2 separate regions of the Homo sapiens genome follow, and region 2 is linked to region 1. A link is an interaction called in ENCODE POLR2A ChIA-PET data of the cell type or tissue named here. Cell type or tissue: K562. All regions are shown on one strand. Links, peaks and the distances in the headings refer to the core of each region. The heading gives the core; the rest is flanking DNA. Region 1 overlaps DNAJA1 (DnaJ heat shock protein family (Hsp40) member A1). Region 2 holds the start of SPINK4 (serine peptidase inhibitor Kazal type 4).

Region 1 (7,031 bases), core at 4,523-7,022:
TCTAATTGAAACACATTTTCAACGTTCCATACTTAGAGACAAAAAGCTAAAAATCTGATCCTATGTATTCAACCTCTTATGATCTGAACAATGGTTAACAATCTTCCTGAGAAATAGGTTCTAAGAGTAATGGAAAACACTTTAAAAAAAACAAAAAAACAAAAAACAAAACCAACAACCCAAATATGTGATATCAATTTGAGTGGTTGATAAAAGTCTTTACCGAGTAAAAACAGCATGGTCCTTCTGATCTAACACAATGATAATATCGCCTGGCTCCAGTCCTGGTTCTTGGTCTCCTTCACCATGGAATGTTATCTTCTGGCCATCTTTCATGCCTAAAAACAAAACATTAATTTTGTACTTTTATTAAATATCCAACTAAGGTCAGAATCATAAAATCTATACATAGATGTTTGTTTATGCATAAAAATCACAGAAATGACTAAGAAAGCCCACTTAAGTAGTTCAGTCCAATTTGCTCCTGAAGAAAGGTATCATAGTGGAGAACACAAACTCCAGAGGCAAAGAGACTAGCCTTCAAATCTCAGAGCTGCTATTCACTGGCTGGATTACCCTGGGGAAGTAAGCTGCATATCCTTTCCAAGTTTCAACTTTCCCACAGACACCTACACCTCATTAGCAATATTTAGAGTATTAACTCAACAGGTATATGCTGGTACTAAACCATGACTGGCTAACACTGGTTATAACCAAAAAATGTTAATTAAGTATTTCAGTTTCATTACTTATAACACATCAAATTACTTCTATTAAAAGTCTAACAGCAATGTAAATCAAGACCCTTCTATTGTAGTATTTATATATAAAACTAAAAAAATTTTAAATCTATAATCTTCTCTTGAGATAGGATCTTGCTCTGTTGCCTAGGCTGGAGTGCAGTGGCACAAACATGGCTCACTGCAGCCTCCATCTCCTGGGCTCAAGTGATCCTCCCACCTCAGCCTCCCGAGTAGCCAGGACCACAGACCAGCTAATTTTTGAATTTTTTTTTTTTTAATAGAGATGGGGGTTCTCATGTCGCTCAGGCTGGTCTTGAACTACTGGGCTCAAGGGATCCTGCCTCGGCATCCTATAGTGTTCGGATTACAGACCTGAGCCCCTGTGCCTGAAAATCCGTATTTTAAAGAACTATTCAGTATAGTCCCCTTAAAAAAAGGGTAATTATACTTTGAGAGGCCGAGTCAGGAGGATACCCTGAGGATAGCACCCTGGAGCACAGGAGTTCCAGACCTTGTCTCATTTAAATTAAACAAGCAAACAAAACAATCAGTGCTAGACACTCCCTTAGCCCATGTGGTCCGTAAAATACAAGGGGAGGAGTATTTTCTAACAGGGCAAAAAAACACGCCTTTTTTTTTTTTTTTAAACTGAGACTTCGTGCCCCTCACCTCTGACCCACATATTTTAGTTCAGTAAGGGTTTGGGCAACGTCTCTTAGAACATAACTCATGTAAGAAAACCTGTGTTTGTAGAGTATTACACCAAAGCAGTTATCTCCTGATTATTTCCCAAGATCACTCTGGTTACCTAACAGAGCAATCATGTTTCACCTTTACGTATGGAAAATATTAATCCTGTATAAACAGAGCCAACAGTACAATGAATTCCTACATATCCATCCAATTTGGCTTCAGCAGTTACTAACTCATGACTAATATTTCATGTATTACACCCCTACGCATGCCCCCCACATATACTTTCAAGCAAACTCCAACTATATCCATTAACCCACAAATACTTCAGTACGTACCTCTTAAATAAGGACTTAAAGCGCTATCAGTATCATACACTGACAAAATTAAACAATCTGTCTTTAATCGTGTATTGAGGCAAAATAACTTGTTATGCTAGGGAAGCAATTAAACTCAGCTAGGTTTTCCTGAATACAGAGTAAGAGTAGGCACAGCACAAATGCCTTCACTTGCTATATAGTTAGGGCATTAATTTCAAGTTCTCACTTACAGTCCATTGTTGATAGGTTCTTGGAAATTGCTTTAAATGAAATGACACATAACAAGACCAATTTTTTTCCCCTCAGCTGTGTTACAGTGACATGACATTATTTGAGGACCTGCATGACATTATTTGAGGTCATTCTGCTAGAAGTCCCAGTTTCCAAGAACCTATCAACAACGTTAAGACTTACTCTGTATGCTATTGGTATCAAGAACACCTCAAAGTATAAACCTTAGGCATGGGCCCACTAAGGGGTAAACACAGATTTATTAAGTTCAACAACTGGCCAAGGAAACTTATTTTTACCTTTCAATGTACTACATTCTTGGGTGGAACCCTGGGGGTCAGAGAGGCCAGTATCATGAGTCACATGATAGAATCCTATTGCAGCCACTTATGTTAATGTAGATTTGTATATTAATATGGAAATATGTTCAAATATTAACAGTTCCAGATTGGTATCATACCACAGTACAGTATAATAGTAGACCCATTTATAAACAGCAAAATCTGAAAAGAGATTACCATAATGTTGACTTAAGTTTCCTTCTGGGGTTATATACATTTCTTAAAATTTCTGCAGTGTATTGCTGTAATACATTTTAAAATGTTTTTGCAAGTTGACAAGAGTAAAATTTAAAAATTGACAAATCAATCAAATCCCGAGAATACAAAAAAAAGGTTATATAGTTATTTCTAAATCTGGAGCCCAATGGGTTAGGGAAGTGTCAAGTCTAAAAAAATGAAAGGTAGTCTATCAAATCAATTAACGGAGCATTTAAATATAATAGATGGGCAAGTAAGCCAATTAAGTGGGCCAATACGCTTATTTAAACTAGCCCAGGCCAGGTATGGTGGCACACACCTGTAATCCCAGCATTTTAGGAGGCCAAGGCAGGCAGATCATTTGAGGTCAAGAGTTTGAGACCAGCCTAACATGGTGAAACCCCATCTCTACTAAAAATACAAAAAAAATTAGCCAGGTGTGGTGGTGCACACCTGTAGTCCCAGCTACCTGGGAAGCTGGGGCAGGAGAATCGCTTGAACCCAGGAGGCAGAGGTTAGAGTGAGCCAAGATCGCATCACTGCACTCAAGCCTGGGCAACAGAGCAAGACTCTACCTCAGAAAAAAACAAACAAACAAAAACATGCCCATTGGTTTAAAAAATAAACATGAGGCGGGGTGCGGTAGCTCATGCCTGTAATCCCAGCACTTTGGGAGGCCGAGGCAGGTCATCACCTGAGGTCAAGTGTTCGAGATCAGCCTGGCCAACATGGTGAAACCCCGTCTCTACTAAAAATACAAAACATTAGCCGGGCATGGTGCTGGGTGCCTGTAATCCCAGGTACTTGGGAGGCTGAGGCAGAAGAACTGCTTGAACCCGGGAGGCAGAGGTTGCAATGAGCTGAGATCGTGCCATTGCACACTCCAGCCTGGGAAACAAGAGCGAAACTCCGTCTCCAAAAAAACCATGAATTTTTATGAGACCCAATTCTTCACCTAACTCCCCTTTCAAATCCTTAAAAGTATGCCTATCCCTTGATCTAGTAACTCCTAATTAAGAATGTGTACAATTCTAATGTTTTAAAAGATGGAAGAACTATGGTTTAACAGGAGAGAATTAAGTTTGGAACACTATTCAATCATTTACAGGACCACAGATTTCAAAAGATGATCCTGTTATATTAAATGAGGAGATTCCTAATATATTCTGTATTAGTAATATACCAATGTGCAAAATTATGTCTGGATAAAAGAACATTATTTACTAAGCTGCTAAGAGTTATTTCTGATTGATAGGATCATATATAACCTAATTAAGAATGATTTTTAAACAATTATAAAATGTTAATAATAAATCTGCCACAGCATTCAAGACTTCAGAATAAGTAACTCAGAACTCACCTTTGTCAATATGAACTTCTAAAATTTTCTTCTCTCGAACTATCTTCCTTCCGTTGCAGCTTTTACATCTATCTTTAGGACTGATCCGCTCCCCATGGCCCTGGCACTCCATGCACACAGACTGAATTTGCTGAACCATTCCAGGTCCTATCTGATGAATTCTTATTTGCATTCCAGTACCTCGGCAATTGGGACAGCACTCTACTGCTCCTTTCTTACCTCCTCTACCTAAATTTAAAAAGAAAATTAAATAATGTATGAATTAGTAGTGTATACAGTAGTAAATGTTTTAAGAAGACAATTCCTAAATGCTATACTTTTAATATTTTCGAAGCCTGATGGAATGCTACCCTCTGAATGTACAACTGATGAGATCATTCCAATGAGTTTCATTCTTATTAGAACACACTTTCCAATAAATTTTACTTATTACAAAAAAGATACCAAACTAGCTTGATCCCAACTGTATTTAAAATATACACAGAAAAAAGTGCTGATATTTCTTTAGGTGGGAGGTTTTCAGTTGGTTTTCTTCATATCTGCCCTCTCCTCCCCCAAAATCTAGGTAGTGTACATGAATCAATTTTACATATCTATCTAGAAGTCTTAGCTCCATTTTCAGGTGTCATATTAAAGGTGCTTAAAAACAAAACAAAACAAAACAAAAAAACACCGTACCTTCACATTTGTCACAAATCACATTCTTTTGCAGAGCCAGTTTTCTTGTTGCACCATTATATAAGTCTTCTAGGGTTACTGAGAGCTGATGTACAACATTTTTACCTAAAACAAAATATTTCTCATTGCAAATCTGTTTAAGATGCTGGATCTTATTTGTGCTAAAGGCACTATAAAGAATGTGGCAAAGAATAATAAAAGATGAGCCTCACAGGGTACATCTGTTGACTACCTACTATATACACAGAATGTTCACGTTATCACAGATGATCCTCAAACTGTGATGTAATCACAGATGAGGGAAAATCAGGTCAGAGATTAAATATTTGCTTAAGGGCACAGACGTGGCCATCTTGGAAATATGGTAAGCAAAAGCATTACCTTCAAAGTCACTTGAGAAAAACCAATGTTATTTAAAAGGGCACATTTCACAATAATCCAAACATTCATTTCTGTCACAATATATTTTTTGAAGCTTTCACTTCGTACCGTATTGAGCAACATGGCCAATTACTTCATCCAAAAATTCTGTAGCACAGTAAATTCTCATTAATCAAGATTGGCCAGGGAAGCTGATGTATTTATTGAGTCACCACAGAAGAGTATCAATTTCTACTTCTTCCTGATTTAGTAGAAAACAGCCCATTTACTGCTGGGCCAGCACTGGTTGTTTTGAAGGCCAAATTTCTCATACCTTTTATAATAGCATTGCCCAACAGAACTTTCTGCAGTGATAAATGTTTTATATCTGTTCTGTCCAACGTAGCAGCCACCAATCACATGTGCTTATTGAGCATGTAAATGTGGCCATTTAGACTAAGAAACCGTATTTTTGTTTTTGTCTTAAATTAATGGAGCCACACATGGCCAGTGGCTACTAAGGAGTGCCTTACTTCACTTAAATCAGAATAGGAAATGGAAGGTCAAGATCTCATAAGGACACTGAGGTTAGAAGTATGAAGTCACCTGCTAGTAAGTTAGTAAGTTCCTAACTAGTGGTCCTTCCACAAGGACTTATTCACAACAATATTATTGCCTTTCCACCAACTGAAAAAAGTTCTCAAACTCGTTTCTGTACAATATGCCTAATGAACATTTTAACTTTCTAATCAAGCATGAAATACCATTAATTATGTCCTTCTGCTTATAGTTCCACCTTTAGTTTTGGCACGCTAAAATCTAGCTGCCCTTATTTTGAACAGTGTTGAGTATAAGGAAGGAAAAATAAAGCTTCTAGAGCTTGATGAAGCGCATTTCCCCAGAAATAACCTCTCAATATGATCATAAGCCACATAAAAGAGCTTGCCAATGTTAACCTGCAGGTTCTTTGTAAGGTAAGTGAAAAACCACCACTACTTTTTTGTGGACAAATTCTAACAATTTACTAAGCAAGTCATTTGGATTGTGGACTTTCTTTTTAAGGAGTTTAAGTATCTTAATAAAAACATAATCCTTTCCTTGAAGATCTTTAAAGAAAAACTGAATAAACAATTTCCCAAATCTTTCTGAACCTTAAGAAGCTCAAAGTGAAATTTAATGGCTTGGCCATTCATTCTAAAACTGGTTCTGCTCATCAGCCCTTATTTGTATACACTATACTGGAAATAAAGTGAGACTGATTTCTCTTGAACATTTTACTCCTATAAGCAGTATTTCTAGAGCCCATAGGCCACTTTCCTGATAAACATATTAAATACATAATTTTGACACAATAAAGCTGAAACAAGAATAGATAGATGGCAGGCAACGAACCAGTTTTCAGCCCTGGCTCTGTTGGCTTGCTATATGAGCTTGAAGAAGTTTTAGGTTTCTGAACTTTAACTTACTCCCATTTGAAAAAGGCCACTGTACCTACCATCAAATTCCTTTGGGGAGTGAGGGAACACCAAATAAGATCTGTAAAAAGGGCTTGGAAAATTATATTGCTATATACTTTGTCTTTTTTTTTTTTTTTTTTTTTTTTTGAGACAAGAGTCTCGCTGTGTTGCTCAGGCTGGAGTGTAATTGGGCGATCTCAGCTCACTGCAACCTCCACCTCCCGGGTTCAAGCGACTCTCCTGCTTCAGCCCTCCTGAGTAACTGGGATTACAGGCACGCACCACCATGCCTGGCTAATTTTTGGATTTTTTTGGGTTTTTTGTGACAGAGATTCACTCTTGTTGCCCAGGCTGGAGTGCAGTGGCGTGACCTCCGTTCGCTGCAACCTCTGCCTCCAGGGTTCAAGCGATTCTCCTGCCTCAGCCTCCAGAGGAGCTGGGATTGCAGATGCCCACCACCACGCCCAGCTAATTCTGTAGTTTTGTAGAGATGGGGTTTCACCATCTTGGCCAGGCTGGTCTCGAACCCTGACCTCAGTGATCCACCCACCTCGGCCTCCCAAAGTGCTGGGATTACAGAATGAGCCACAGCACGCGGCCTGTTCTCATAATTTGTTTGATAATATCTAAGATTTTTGGAAGCAGTCATT
Region 2 (7,031 bases), core at 2,221-4,720, 210 kb before region 1:
ACCAGCCTGACCAACATGGTGAAACCCCATATCTACTAAAAATACAAAATTTGCTGGGCGTGGTGGTGCACACCTATAATCCCAGCTATTTAGGAGGCTGTGGCAGGAGAATCACTTGAACCCAGTAGGCAGAGATTGCAGTGAGCCAAGATTGTGCCACTGGACTCCAACCTGGGTGACAGAGCAAAACTCCGTCTCAAAAATAAATAAATAAATAAATAAAAATAAATTTAAAAAAATTTTTAAATTAGCTGAGTGTGGTGGCACGCACCTGTAGTCCCAGCTACTTGTGAGGCTGAGATAGGAGGATCGTTTGAATCCAGGAGGTTGAAGCTGCAGTGAGCTATGATTGCACCACTGCACTCCAGCCTGGGCAACAGAGTGAGACTTTGTCTCTTAAAAAAAAAAAAAAAGTGTCAGAGCACTGGGATGGGGGCAGGGATTGACTGACATAGGGGAATTTCTGGGGCTATGGAAATGTTCTGTATTTATTTTTCTTCCCTAAGTCCTTGTCTCAAGAGGTCCTGTATCTTGATGGGGGTTTGGGTTACACGAGTGTATACATTGTCAAGATTCATCGAGTGATAAGATTTGTGCATTTCTTGATATTTAACTGTTAGGGAAAAGAAAAGCATTTAAAAAATATAAAGCCCTTCCGTGGTTCCCTGTCCTGATCACTAAGCCTCCCTATGGACCTGAGCTGCTTAGTCTTATGTTTAGGGTACTGCGTAAGCTGACCCTAAACTTGCTTCTTGGGCTGACTTCCCAGTACACCTCTCCATGCCCCAGCTATTCCTCTCTGCTCACGGGTCCTAGATTGGGCCCTGCTTTGGCTCATGCCATGTCCCCTCCCTGAAATGTCTTCGTCTCCGTTCTCCTCCCGCCGAATCATACCCTCCTTTCAAGGCTTGATGCTGCCCCCCAGTGAAGCTGTCCTTGACGTCCCCAACAGTTTCCTGAGCAGATCTGGATGGAGGCTTCTTTCACACCACCATGTACTGTCCCACTCACTGGGTCACCCCGCCTCCCTATGCACCTGAGCTCCTTGGGGTTCCTTTATGTCTGCCTTTGCGCAGCACTTGGTTCAATGTCCTACACTGTGGGTGTTCAGGAATTGAATACTAAAGTGCATTGGTGTAATCCCAGCACCTTGGGAAGCCGAGGCGGGCAAATCTTGGGGTTGGAAGTTCGAGACCAGCCTGGCCAACATGGTGAAACTCCGTCTCTACTAAAAATACAAAAATTAGTTGGGTGTGGTGGCATGTGCCTGTAATCCCAGCTACTCAGGAGGCTGAGGCAGGATAATTGCTTCAACCTAGGAGGCAGAGGTTGCAGTGAGCCAAGATCGTGCCACTGCACTCCAGCCTGGGCAACAAAGCAAGACTCTGTCTTGAAAAAAAAATTTTTGTTTAAATAAAAAAAAAAATTAAAGTGTATTGGGAGGAGGGGGTGTTCAGAACTCTAAGATGTCAGAGTTTCTTTCTGGGGGATGTGGGGAAAAGCTACATTTACCCCCAGGCTGCCCTTGACCTTGACCCAAAATGCCCCCTCCTCACTCAGCCCAGGCAGTAGTCTGAAATGTGCAAAAAACAAAAACAAAAACAAACAAACAAAAACCAAACTTCTTCAGAGCAGGCTTTTCAGTGTTCCCAACTGCTCAAGGAGTAGGTAGGTGTAGGTGCCAGGCTGGGCGTAAGCAGGCTGCTCCTGAACAGGTCCCCAGACCCGTTTCCCTTTCCCCCTGTGCCCAGGTCTGTTTCCAGCTGGGGAAATGGGTGTGGGACTGGCCATGAGGTCAGTGGCCCTGGATCCTGCCAGGCGTTGCCTTATAACTTATGGCTTTTGTCCAGGCGGGTCCTAACTGGTCTCCCCGCTTCCCTGTTCAGTTTATTCTCAATGTACCAACCAGAGCAACCCTTGAAAGACATAACTCTCTGCTCAAAGCTTTCAGTGCCTCCCATTTTAGTCAGAGGAAAAGCCAAGTTCTTATGTTGGCCAACAAGGTCTTTCCCGGTACAGTTCCAATTTGCCTCTCTCATCTCCTCTCCTATCACTCCGTACAATGTCCCCTCCTGCCACACTGGTCTTACAGTACCTCAGTCACTCCAGGCATGCCCCTGCCTCAGGTCCTTTGCACCTGAGCTGTTCCCTCTGCCTGGAATCTTCTCCCAGATATCCACATGGCTTAGTCCCTCATCTCCTTCAAGCTTTGCTCAAACATCGGACTCTCAGAGATACCTCCCCTGATTTGAAATTGCAACCCCCTTCCAGTGCCCATCACCCTGCCAAGTATTTTTTCCTTAACTTTTATCAGCTTCTAACATACCGTTTAACATACATTGTAACCATCTTGTTTATTGCCTTTCCCCTTTTCCTCTACCCCATTGGATTTATGCTCCATCAGGACCGTGCTTTTTCTGTTTGGGTCACTAATCTGTCTTAAGGGCTCAGAACAGTGCCTGACATGGTAGCTGTGAGATTGCAGGGATGGCCCAGATCCTGAGAGGGCCCTGCCCCAAGTATATGTGTCCAGTCCTGGGAAAGGGCTCTGTCGTGCTCACATGGCTGCCCAAGTCCCAAACCACAGCCTTTCAGAGAGATCGGGAGCTCAGAAGACCTCGGCCAGGTCTCTCTTAGCATCCACCACCCTGCACCCAGCATACTTGTCAGTCTCTCCTGAGAGCTGGGACCTACCTGCTCCCTTCTGTCCCCACAGCCTCCAGCCCAATAGTTGCTCAGTGCAGCTTTGAACTGGAACAATGCCCTCTTTTACAGCTGGAGAAACTGAGGCCCCAAGAGGGTAGGGGACTTTGGTAATTCTGCGCCAGTCAGGATTTGAACCCAAGTTTCTTTTCTCCCAGCCCAGAACTTTCCCCAGCACAGTGGAGGGTGCATATGCAGAATGAAGGTACATGGAAAAAGCTGAGGCCTCACAGGGTGCTCCAGGCCCTGCTTCTGCTCTCACCCCAAGCTCACCTACCAACACAAAGCCACAGAGAATCCAGGTTCTGCCCACTCACCCCTGTCCACAACAAGGAGGGCAGCCAAGGCCAGGGCGATTACCCACTGGCGGACGGCCATGCTGATCCTGGGATAGTGTAGCCTGAGCTGGCTGGGGCCTGCGCCTGAGGAAGGATGGGGGCCTATTTATAGTGCCGCTCTCCTAATCTTATCTTATCTAGGGCCAGATGGAGAGACCAGAGTTAATCTTTGCACGCTGACATCCGGAAAGGGCTTGCTCTAGGTGCAGATGCTGAGCTTTTGATGAGATGGGGCTGTGGCCATGGGGCTGGCAGGTTTCCAGAGTGACAAAAAGTTTGGACAACTTGCAAAGCTGACTCCAATCTGAGGGTTGGAGCAAGGAGAGGAAAGTTGAAGTAGAAAGAGAGAGAGTTCAAGGCAGAGAGAAGGGGAAAGAGATAGAGAAAGAGAGAAAGGAAAAAAGCAACTGGAAGATGGCAGGAGGCAGAGAAGGGGGCTGGAGCCTGGATTCCTTTGCCAGTGCCTCCAGCAACCAACTCTGGGACCTCGGTAGAGCCACTTTTCTTAACTGGGCCTCAGATCACCCATGCACGAAGTGGAGATGAGACTTTTGGCTCTGCCTTTCTCCCAGGCTGCTGTGAGGATGGCGGCGGTGATAGCAGACGGGAAAACATTTTGCAGAATATGAAATGAGCTGTAAACGTAAGCAGAAATGATCATTTTTACTTACTTTTATTTCACTTATTTTTTTGTACCGCAAAGTGGGCACAACTAACAGGCAAAACAAAGGCAAAATAAAACATTAAAAGGAAGATGCCTTCTTGCTTTGCAGGTATTATGTGTTCATTTGCTTTTTTTTTTTTTGAGACAGAGTCTCACACTGTTGCCCGGGCTGGTGTGCCTGGCGCGATCTCGGCTGGCTGCAACCCCTGCCTCCTGGGTTCAAGCGATTCTCCTGCCTCAGCCTCCTGAGTAGCTAGGATTACAGGCACCTGCCACCTGCCCAGCTAACTTTTTGTATTTTTAGTAGAGACGGGGTTTCACTATGTTGGCCAGGCTGATCTCGAACTCCTGACCTCGTGATCTGCCTGCCTCGGCCTCCCAAAGTGCTGGGATTATAGGCATGAGTCACTGCACGCGGCCTCATCTGTATCTTCATAGGTTAAATAAAGACAAGATTCTTTTAAAGAAAAATCAGTTTCTAAAACTCCCCCATACTTACATAGTATACATTAATAAGTCATTTGGATATTTGCTCTCAAAGAATTTCTGATATATAAAATACATTTTATTTACATACACGTTTCTCTAATTCATTTAGATCAGTGTTTTTCAGCTCTGTCTGCAGATTGGATTTCCCTGGGGGAGAATTTACAAATACAGATGCTGAGCTTCGCTCTGAAATATTTAAATCAGAATCTGTGTTTTTTTTTTTTAAAGAAAAACTTTATTTCGAAAGATTTCAAGCCTGCAGATAAGTTGCAAGAATATTCCAATGACAAGGCGAAGGATTCTTGTTTGAGGACAGCCCCAGCCAGGTGCGGTGGCTCATGCCTGTAATCCTAACACTTGGGAGGCTGAGGCAGGAGGATTGCTTGAGCCCAGAAATTAGAGACCAGCCTGGGCAATATAGCAAGACCCCAACTCTAAAAAAAAATTTTTTTTTTAATTAAAAAAAGAACAGTCCCTTTGGGGACACCAGCCATCCAGTCACCTCTACAGACCCATAGAAGCCCCAGACCTGTGGCCAAGACTAGCTTGAGGCCCCCAGTGATCCTTGACTCAGCTTCAAGATCCTTCCGTTCCTCCTTAGGAAACTGCACAGTCCCAGGGATGCCTCTGAGGCAGGTGGCAGCTATCTTTCCATTGCTTAGGCAGGTAGAGAAAATATTTAATGATGACTTCCTGTCCTAAAGCAAAAACGCCATCTTATAAAAGGGGAATTGGACTTTAAAGGTCATCTTGGGGCCAGGCACCATGGCTCACACCTGTAATCCCAGCACTTTGGGAGGAGGCTGAGGCGGGTGCATTCACTTGAGGTCAGGAGTTCGAGACCAGCCCTGGTCAACATGGTGACACCCATCTCTACCAAAAATACAAAAAATTAGCCAGGCGTGGTGGCGCATACCTGTAATCCCAGCTACTCAGGAGGCTGAGGCAGGAGAATTGCTTGAACCTGGGAGGTGGAGGGTGCAGTGAGCCAAGGTTGTGCCACTGCATTCCAGCCTGGTGACAGAGCGAGAAACTGCCTAAATAAATAAATAAATAAATAAATAAATAAAAATAGGCTTGGTGTGGTGGCTCACGCCTGTAATCCTAGCACTTTGGGAGGCCAAGCTGCATGGATCACCTGAGGTCAGGAGTTCGAGACCAGGCTGGCTGACATGGTGAAACCCCATCTCTACTAAAAATACACACACACACACACACACACACACACACACACACAAATTAGCTGGGTGTGGTGGCGTGTGCCTGTAATCTCAGTTACTTGGGAGGCTGAGGGAGGAGAATTACTTGAACTAGGGAGGCGGAGGTTGAAGTGAGCCGAGATTGCGCCACTGCACTCCAGCCTGGGTGATGGAGCCAGACGGTCTCAAAATAAATAAATAGATACATAAATAAATAAAATAATAAAATAAAAAATAATGGTCATCTGGGTTTCATCTCCCTTCTTCCACTAGGGCTTTCCTACAGCAGCCCCACTGGGAGGTCATTCATGGTGATGGGGAGCTCACTACCTACCAGTTTCGTTGTTGGATGGCTTCGAACAAAGACAGTCCTTCCTCACACAAGAGGTCTGCCTCCCTGAGAGTCCTTGGGGCTTATAGCTTTGTCTCTGGCCTCCTGTACTTGCATGAACCTCCTGTACTTGCACAAGCACCTTTAGGCTGAGCAGGTCTGCCATCTGCCTGCCTCCTACCCTTGCACATGTGAAGCTCCTGGGCCTCTCTCCATTTCTCATCTGATCACTGACAGGTCTGTCTGTCAGTGTCCCAGGTTACAGTGAGGAAGGGACAGAGGGGAGCAAAGGGATTTGATCCCTTCCTTGTTTTGGACCTTAGATTTCTATCCACGTGGCAGAAATGGCTACTGAACATTCTAGTTGCTGCAAGGAGCCAGGACGCTTGAATTTTGCATCCTTCAAAGTACAGAGTAAAGTCAAGGGCAGCCTGTGGAGTACTGAGCTCACTTACCATCCCAGCCCACCCCAAGGTCTCCTCTTCAGACAAATACCTTCTAGATTCACTCATAGTAACAAACTTCGTAATCTGTCATCCCATCAAAGTGTGAACCTAGCTCCTATATCCGACTGCTATTGAACAGCCCATTAAGGATGTCAGTGCATCCAAGAAAACCTCACCATTAATTCACCATTCATGTATTCAGTAAAAGTTTAACAAGCGGCTAAGTGCCATGCTCCATGCTGAGTGCTTGGATATGGCAGAGAGTGAGTCAGATACAGTTCCTGTCCTCCAGGAGCTTTGGTTAAGTAGAGGCACAGTACTGAACGGGCAGCAGCATTGTATCATCACTGCTGGAGTGAGTCCCATGAACCACACATGCTCTGTTCTGTGAGAGGATCCAAGAGTGACCTATCCATCTGAGATCAGAGACGCCAAGGGCTGAGTGGGCAGGGCAGGCTGTAGCCAAGTGGAACAGTGCTGCAGGTAGAGGAAACAGAATGTGTGAGAGCCCTGAGGCAAGAAGAAGCTTCTCACATCTGAAGAACAGAGAAGCCATGTGGGCAAAGTGGGGCCAGGGAGCCGGGGAGGGCCATGACAGGAGTCTGGAATGGTCAGTGGGGGCTAAATAAGCCTTGATCTCTGCTCCCCTGACCCACATCCCAGCAACCTCCGGCAGTGGAATCCCAGGCACTGACCCCTCAGCCTTGTTTGCCTTCCCATGGAGGGTCTAGGTTCTGCTTCCTACATAGCTCTTGAATCCATCCCTGCCCCTCCACACCCCCCACTCTACCCTAGTCCTGGCCACTGTTGTCTCCAACCTGGCCACCTCAATGGTGTCCTGTCTCATATCCCTGGCTCTCC

The links. ChIA-PET counts read pairs that join two places held together with the same protein. Peaks named below come from ENCODE experiments on the same cell type or tissue, not always from the same donor. Only the 100,000 strongest peaks of a DNase experiment are listed, where the experiment ranks them.
Region 2: POLR2A ChIA-PET joins it to region 1 with 7 read pairs; 11 of 35 experiments call an interaction of 5 or more read pairs at or near these places.

The regions. Positions count from the first base shown.
Region 1 is chr9:33,027,523-33,034,553 of GRCh38, reverse strand. DNAJA1 (DnaJ heat shock protein family (Hsp40) member A1) reads right to left here. Exons shown (of 9, transcript NM_001539.4): 4 at 4,565-4,669; 5 at 3,887-4,114; 6 at 224-338. Among named protein-coding and RNA genes, the nearest start is that of DNAJA1, 5.8 kb to the right of the region's middle. In K562, for the core only: no CTCF peak of the experiment used is centred there; no DNase peak of the experiment used is centred there.
Region 2 is chr9:33,236,259-33,243,289 of GRCh38, reverse strand. It overlaps SPINK4 (serine peptidase inhibitor Kazal type 4), which reads right to left and starts at 3,123. Exons shown (of 4, transcript NM_014471.3): 1 at 3,021-3,123. The coding sequence starts at 3,081. In K562, for the core only: no CTCF peak of the experiment used is centred there; a DNase peak (open chromatin) is centred at 3,189.